Regions from separate parts of the Homo sapiens genome. Here region 1 is linked to region 2. Evidence: chromatin contacts called from ENCODE Hi-C or POLR2A ChIA-PET data. All regions are on one chromosome and are shown on one strand. Each heading gives the region's core, a stretch centred on a gene start or an enhancer-like site at or near the end of the contact. The rest is flanking DNA. Distances are from core to core; before and after follow the strand shown.

The links. Hi-C counts contacts between places; a loop is a spot of excess contacts on that map. ChIA-PET counts read pairs that join two places held with the same protein, here RNA polymerase II (POLR2A). Pooled maps may share reads with other maps.
Region 1: a loop to region 2 is called in a map of naive thymus-derived CD4-positive, alpha-beta T cell, with 5 times the contacts of the local background. The contact joins the promoter of LRP2 here to the promoter of BBS5 in region 2. A Hi-C loop is called at or near these places in 3 of 168 maps with a recorded cell type or tissue (CD4-positive, alpha-beta memory T cell and naive thymus-derived CD4-positive, alpha-beta T cell), 1 of 37 single-sample maps with no recorded cell type and 12 of 50 pooled maps. POLR2A ChIA-PET finds 5 or more read pairs at or near these places in 2 of 52 experiments (H1 and MCF 10A).

The regions. Positions count from the first base shown.
Region 1 is chr2:169,359,988-169,364,013 of GRCh38, forward strand. LRP2 (LDL receptor related protein 2) reads right to left here and starts at 2,547. Exons shown (of 79, transcript NM_004525.3): 1 at 2,334-2,547. The coding sequence starts at 2,412. RefSeq lists enhancers at 2,398-3,031, 3,032-3,665.
Region 2 is chr2:169,478,233-169,482,070 of GRCh38, forward strand. BBS5 (Bardet-Biedl syndrome 5) reads left to right here and starts at 1,262. Exons shown (of 12, transcript NM_152384.3): 1 at 1,262-1,380. The coding sequence starts at 1,322. RefSeq lists enhancers at 1,076-1,185, 1,196-1,535.

The DNA of each region.
Region 1 (4,026 bases), core at 1,297-3,796, 120 kb before region 2:
GGTGCCCCGGGCTTGTAGTCCCAGCTACTTGGGAGGCTGAGGTGTGAGGATCGCTTGAACCTGGGAGGCAGAGGTTGCAGTGAGCCGAGATTGCACCACTGCACTCCAGCCTGGGTGACAGAGCGAGATTCTGTCTCTCTCAAAAAAAAAAAAAAAAAAAAGAGAGAGAGAGAGAGAGAAAACCAGACACTGTATACTGTAGCAATTATAGACTCTGAATTCAGAATCCCTTGAGTTTGCCATTTTCTAGCAGTATGAACTGAGACAAATTACTGAATTGTTCTGTGCCTCCACTTTCTCATCTGTAAAACAGTGATAATAAGAGTACTTACTTCCAAGGGATATTATGAAGATTAATTGAGTCAATAAGTATAAAGTGCTTAGAACAAAGCCTGCCACATATATGTGTATGCTAGGTTACTATTACTATACACATTATTATTATATATTATTATCATAGAATGGAAGATGGATGGGTGCAAAAAACTATCAAGAAGAGTAGGTATTGGTTATTTAGTGACTAAATCATCAACCCAGGAAAAAGAATATCTGTTTTGGTTGTACAAGGACATAGATGAATCAAGGTAAGATTTCCTTTTGCCAGGCACTGACAGGAACATATAGTAAATCCTATAGCTATATTTAGGACATGAGATACAACCCTAAGCATTGTGCAAACTCTGCACAATAATAATAAACCCTCTTTCTGCGTTACCAACACTGAGAAAGGGTGTTCAAAGGAAGGTTATTAATGATCTCTCCTTGCCTCTCCTGCCTTTCTGAAGACTTTTGCAAGACCTGTGGGGTTTGTTAGGGTTTCCAAACTTCTTCCCAGGAAGTCTGAAATGGGTGCTGCTAGGAGTTGCTGTATAATTACTTACTTGATTCCCTCTAAGGAGCTTACGCTAAGAATTGAGGAAAGAAAGCAGATTAACCATTTGAATACATGCCACGGCCCATCCACAAGCCCTCCCCTCACTCCTCCGTAAATGGGGGCTTCCACATTCCCCACCCATCAACCCCAATATGTGATCCAGGAAAATCAATTTATTGCTTTGGCTAATCCTACAACAATAGGGGTTTCATTTTCATTGTAGGGCAATTAAGTTGTCCGACGGGAGGGAAGGAGCAGGAGGGGAAAGGGGGGACTCTCCCATCCCCACAGACAGATTAGTCCCTGCGGTGGCAGCAGCGTCCCCTCTGTCTGTCTGGTGGTCGGTCACACGCAGCTCCCGGCTGCTACCTAGCAACGCAAAGCCAGGGGGAGAGCTCGCCGGTTCCAGCCTCCTCCTCGCCCTTCCCATTCATCCTCGGCCGGGTCTCTGTCTCTCTGTCTCTCTCTGTCTCTCTCTGTCTCTCTCTGTCTCTCTCTCTCTCTCTCTCTCTCTCCCTCTCTCTCTCTCTCTCTGTCTCTCTCCTCTCTCTCCTCTCTCTCTCTCTTCTCCCGCCCCAGTCGTTCTCTTCCCTCCTTCTTTCCTTATTCCTATTTGCTTCTCTTACGCTCTCTCCTCTTCCCTTCTTACTAGTTTTATTCTCTCCGCTTCTTTCTCCCTCTCTTTCCCTCTTCTCTGTTTCTGTTAAAACATAAACTATCGGACAACTTGAGAGAAGTTTAAAGCACTTCATACTAGAAACTTTCTGCATTCGATCCCCAAAACTCTGGCCATGCAGACGGGCCCCATTCATCAACACAAAAGCCCCCAGCTCCCAGCTGGAAAGGAAAACTTCAAGAAAAGACTCCAGTCCCTCAGCCACTCTCTCGGCCAATCCCACCTCCCGGCCTTATCTTGGCTCGTAAATGATCTGTATGGTGAGAGCGGTCTCTGGGGGTCACCGCGGGACCAAGTTTCGCCGGTGGTGGGAGGAGTGCTCTGGCCCGCGGCCCTGGGCGCGCGAAGGGATCCCGGGAGGGGCGCTGCAGGTGGAAAGCTGCGCTCTGAGCAGAGCCCGGGACCGCGCCGCCCAGCAGAGAACTCCGCTAGGGAGGGCAGGCTGCAAACGGCGGAGAACCTCGTTCTCCCGCAAAGTGCTTTCCAGGAGCATCGGACCAACGCCCGTGGGAACAAAGACAGGGTCTCCGTGGGGTGCGCTGTCACCGAAACTGGCGGGGCTGCTTTCTCAAGTTTGCTGCCGCTCAGTTCCTGGCGAGCGAAGAGGGGCGCTCCCGCTCCGGCTTCGCGAAGCAACCTGAGCGCCCCACCGGGAGCAGCTCCCGCGCCGCCGCCCGGCCCTAGCCCCTGCCCGGACGCTCTCCCCTCCGGCCTCCCGCGGACCCGACCCTGCCACAGCCGGGGAAGTGGGGGCTCCACGAGAGGCTCTGGCTGGGCTCTTACCTTGGCCACTGGCCGGCGCTAGGCAGGCGACGAGAGCCAGGAGCAGCGTGCACGCCACTGCTGCCGGCCCGCGATCCATCTCCGCGACGGTCCCCGGCCTCGCCGTTCCTTCCCCGGGAGGTGGGCGCGCGTAGCACACCGCACCGGCAGCGCCTCTGCTAGCGAACGCTCCTTTAGGTCTGCACCTCCGCCAGCTCCTAGTGGCCAAAAGCCTGCCCCCACGCCCGAGGCATCCCGTTTTCTACCCGCGCCAGTCCCCACCCTCCAGACAGTGCATAAAGCCCTTTAGACCCGACCGCCCCGGAACAAGCATGCGGGAATCCAGCGGGCAGGCCCCCTGCCGCCCGGCCCGCCCCCTGCACTTTGCAGCGCGGGGAGGAGTGGGCACTCGAACACACGCGTGCTCACACAGGGACACTCACACAGGCGTGTGCACACTCACACACGCACTCATACAGGCGCATGCACTCCTAAGTGTCACACCAACTGACACAGATTCACTCATACACGCCAGTCACACACGCGCGCACATTCCACAGTCACACTTCAACGCCGACATACACAGTCCCCTTTACGCGTGCATACAAGAGCACACTCCTGTGCGCACACTCTCACAGGCACACTCACACGTGCACACGCGCTGCCCTCGCCTCTCCGCAGGGTTTGCCCCGCACAGAAGCCGGCGAGGCGGCTCACGGGGAAATCTGCACGGACGCAGTTTTACTAAATGAGCAATGGAAAGAAATGGACGAGGAGGAAAGTCAAGAATAGAGAAGAGAAAGAAAAAATAAGAAATGGAAAAGGAAAGCACAACCAGACAAGTAAAAATGAAGGAAAGAGAAAGAAAGGGAAAGAGGCGGGGGTAGGGAAGGGAAGGAGTAAAGAGCCTGCTGGATGGAGATCTGTGACCTTCATTCCTGGCCTGATCTCTCTAGGCTCCTTCGGATATCTTGGTTTCCCCTGATAGGATACAGGCTGCTGAGATGGGGTGCTTTGTGTTTTTACAAATTAGAGAGGGAGGTGGATCTTTGTTGGGGAGGTTGGATCCTTATTTAGCAATTATTCAGCACCACATCTACAGGTGTCATGGCCAGATCGTGCTTCTTACAAGTCTGCTCATTTTGAAGCAAAATTGAAAAAGAGCGAACGTCTTCTCCATGGTTCCGGTACCCTTTTATAAGAAGGAGAAACACGAGAGGTTCAGGGAACCCCTAGCCTCCCTTCTTTGGGGCCGCTTTGGACAGGCTGGCAAGGGGCCCGGAAGCCAAAAGCACAAGTGGCCTTACACCCGCCCTCAGCGCACGTCCTCAGCCTGTACGTGACATCAGAGCCCACAGGGAGGGGTAAAAAAGGAGGGTTGATGCAAGTTATTTCCCGGTGGTGGGAACCCTGTGTGAGAAGGGGCTGTTTGCGGGCCTGAGGCCATCCCATCATCTCCAGCTCCAGCCCCTGAACCAGCGCGGCAGCTAGTCCCAGGCTCCGGATCCTGGTCCAAGAAGTCAGGAGCCCTTTCCCTCCAGCGAAGGGGCCGTGACGCATGGAGGAGACAGCCCTGAACGCACGTGGTCGCTGGACAGGTTCCCGCTGCCTCCCTTCCCCAGGGGCGAGAACCTGCCAATTACTGCCAGCCCCTTTCCCCGGGGCACAGGTCGTCCGGGGCTCTGCTGACCCCAACAGTCCGGATCGCGTAGCT
Region 2 (3,838 bases), core at 12-2,511:
CATAGGCAGGGCCACATTGAGCTAGGCCCAGGTAAGGAATTTGAAGCTTTAACTCTAAATTTCTTTTTTCCTCATTCTAAAACCATCCCAATAAAATTTATAAAAGTAATCAGGGAAGAAAGTGTGGGGGAGGGGACAAAAATAAACCAAGCTTGCAGCCAATTCGGCATTAATCATGAGGTCAGCTTCCTCTCTGACCTGCTTGCTCAGAGTTGTTTGGTGCCTATTGTCCTAGAATCATGCAGACCCTGTCACAAGATTATAGTTCCCTTCTATTGCTCTATAGAGAACAACTTGAACATTATGAAATACTCAGTTTTCCCTTTGAGATAGTCTTTCAGATCCTGCATACCAATGAAACTACTGCCTCAGCTGGCCTGAAGGATCCCACTGATGCCAGCTGGTCTGAGGAACCCGTGAGAAACTGATTCAGCAAAGAATGCAGCTTCCCTATCCTGATGATTTCATCTCCCTTACTCCGACCAATCAAGGACCCCAATTTTCCAGCCCCTCGCCCTCTGTGATCCTCTTAAAAACCTCAGCCCAGAACTCTTGGGAAGATAGATTCGAGGATCTCTTCCCATCTCTTTGCTAGGTGCCCTGCAATCATTAAACTCTTTCCCTGCTGCAAACTCTGCTGTCTTCGTGTAATGGGTTTGTTACTGCACAGCAGGCATACGAACCTGTTGATCCTATATCTCTATCACCTAGGCTGGAGGGCAGAGGCACGATCATAGCTCCCCGCAGCCTCCACCTCTTGGGTTCAAGAGATCCTCCCGCCTCAGCCTCCCGAGTAGTTGAGCCTGCAGGCGTGCACCACCACCCCTGGCTAATTTTGGGTTGGTTTTGTTTGTTTGTTTGTGTTTGTAGAGATGAAGTTTCGCTATGTTGCCCAGGCTAGTCTCGAATTCCTGGCCTCAAGTGATCCTCCAGCCTCGGCCTCCCAAACTGCAGGGATTACAGGCAGAAGCCACCATGCCCGGCTAATAACCTGAATCTCTTGACGGTGAAGAGAAATAAGGAGAGGGGTAAAATGGCTAAAGGATGTCTGTTTGGAGGCAAGGAAGGTCGCCCAGAGGTCAGGCACGCTCCCCTTGGCGGACACAGCTGGGCTTCTCAGAGACTCCTAAATCCTGCCTCGCATCTCAAATCGGCTTAACGACGCGAAAGAGCTGGGCGACGCGCGCGCACTCTCGCGGAAGCTTGAGTCTCGGCGCCCGCCGTAGACGTCGTGACAGAGGCGGCCCGTTGCCTTGGAGCCAGAGAGACGCAGCTAGGCCTGCACGGCTGTGGAGAGATCCTGCCACGGGCCTTGTTCACCATGTCGGTGCTGGATGCGCTTTGGGAGGATCGGGATGTCCGTTTCGACCTGTCCGCGCAGTGAGTTTCCAAGATTCCCGAGGGATCTTCAACCCTGTAGAGGGCGCCGCCGTGCGCGTTAGGGACCCGCGGGCGGAGACTGCACCTCCGCAGCTCGCGGCCCTGGTGAGGGTGGGAGGCTTGCGCCGGTCGTCCGCGCCTCGAGAGACCTCAGGCTGGTTGGGCCACTGTGGCCCTCTCGAGGCCGGCGCCGCGGCAAGAGCGCATCGGCATTACACAGTTTTGGTCCCATGCGACCTCCGGTTCCCCCATCCTGGCCCGCGGGACGGATCAGGAATGTGAACCTGAGCACGACCGGGGCCACCCGGGGCTTAGCGTCCCGTATACACCCACGTGAGCTTGGGATTTCAGTTTCATGGAAGGAACGTAGGTCAGGGACTCAGGAAACTAGGGTTCTAAAAGTAGATGTGTAATATCGACCCACAGTGTGGGCCCTTGAGCAGATGTCTTCATCATTCAAGCTAGAATCCTCATGTCTGTAAAATAAGGGAGGTGGGAGTAAGGCAGTCGTCAAAAATTACTAACCGCGCAAACTTTATGTCCTTGGTAAGCTTTCATCTAGTTATTCATATCAGTCACCAACAAGAAGGAGTCTTCTTTTGCAACCTGTTTTTGGAAATTATCATACATTAAATAGAAACCATGTTTTTGGAAAGTATCGTAAAGAAAAAGTGGTTAGAAACCTCCTACTCCAAAATCCAGGGCGGGAAATGCCGGTTGGGTTACTAAGTGTTGAGAAACGCTAAAGCTAAGATTCCTGGATTAATGGCATGGAGCTTCTTAGCTACTTCTTATCGTTCCTTATCATGGACCTCCCCTCCTTAGGTGGAATCGTTCCTTATCATGGACCTCACCTCCTTAGATGGAATCGTTCCTTATCATGGACCTCACCTCCTTAGATGGAAAAATGAAATATTGATAAATTTCTCAGGTTAAGTATAGCTAGATATCTAATGCTAACATGTTAGACCCTTTAAGAAGATGAAAGAGAAAGGAATTCGTAAAATTACGGACTGTAGTAACATATTGCGCACTTTCTATGACATTTTCTGTCATTCTTTTTTTTTTTTTTTTTTTTTTTTTTTTGAGACAGAGTTTCGCTCTTGTTGCCCAGGCTGGAGTGCAATGACGCGATCTCGGCTCACTGCGACCTCCGCCTCCCAGGTTCAAGCAATTCTCCTGCCTCAGCCTCCAGAGTAGCTGGGATTACAGGCACGCACCAACACGCCTGGCTAATTTTGTATTTTTAGTAGAGACGGGGTTTCTCCATGTTGAGGCTGGTCTCGAACTCCTGACCTCAGGTGATCCGCCCGCCTCGGCCTCCCAAAGTGCTGGGATTACAGGCGTGAGCCACTGCGCCCGGCGACATTTTCTGTCTTTCTTGTAGGGTTCTTAATCCAAACAAAAGTCCGTTTCAGTAACATTAGTAAACATTTATCCATGTTTTATTACGTGCTAGTTACTGGGCCGATAGCTAGAGACAGAAAATAATAGGAAATGATATTCATATCCCCCCGTTCTAGTGCAGGAGATACATACAGACAACCACTATAATAAATGTGGTAAATACCATTCTGAAAAAATGAGCGAAAAGCTGAGACTCATAGAAACAGAACAATTTATTCTACCTGGTGAAGTCCTTGAAGAAGAATAAATATTCATAGTATTTGAGTTGTTCCCTGAAGAATGGGCAGAGCCTTGTCAGGGTAGACAGGAGGAGAGTATTCCAGAAAAGAAGAAAAGAATTTAGCGTTAGAAGCAGTCTTGGAGCTGTAACCTCATTAGCTAAAGGCAGGGTCTGCTGCAGAGAGAGGTTGGAAGTACAAATAGATAAATTAGCCAGATTGTAACATTTTTAGCTCAGGATTTTGGACTTCAACTTCTAGGCAGCAGGAAGATATAGAAAGCTTTTAAGCAGGGAAATGATATGGTCATATCTGTATTTTCAATAGGTAGTTGAGTTGGCTTTATGAAGAGTGTATTAGAAGGCTCTTTTAGATATTTTGCTAGGTTTTTTTTTTTGGACACTGTAGAATGTATTCTGTCTGTCAGCAAGCTGCTCTTATTTCCTTTTGTCACCTGTATCTATTTGTCAAATTCCAAAGATGCTTTTCATACAGCTCTTCTTTAACCATTCCTTCTATAATTTCCTGATGTCCTTTCCTCTACTCAGAAACCTTTGGAGGTTCTCTCCTGTGCACAGGATAAGGCCTAAACCTATCAGACTGGCATTCTGAGTTCTCCATAGTCTGGTTCCTCCTTAGTTATCCAACAATATTTCTCTCACTACCTCCCAATATGGTCCTTCTTTCCAAGCTTGGCCAGCCTTCTCCCATGTCCTTACCATTTCTTATTCCTGGTCTTTAATCATGGACTCTCTTTTCTTTTCCTTTTATTTTTCAAAATTCAACACCTCCTACCAATCTGGCTTACTCCAGATGGCCCTGGTCACTCCAGG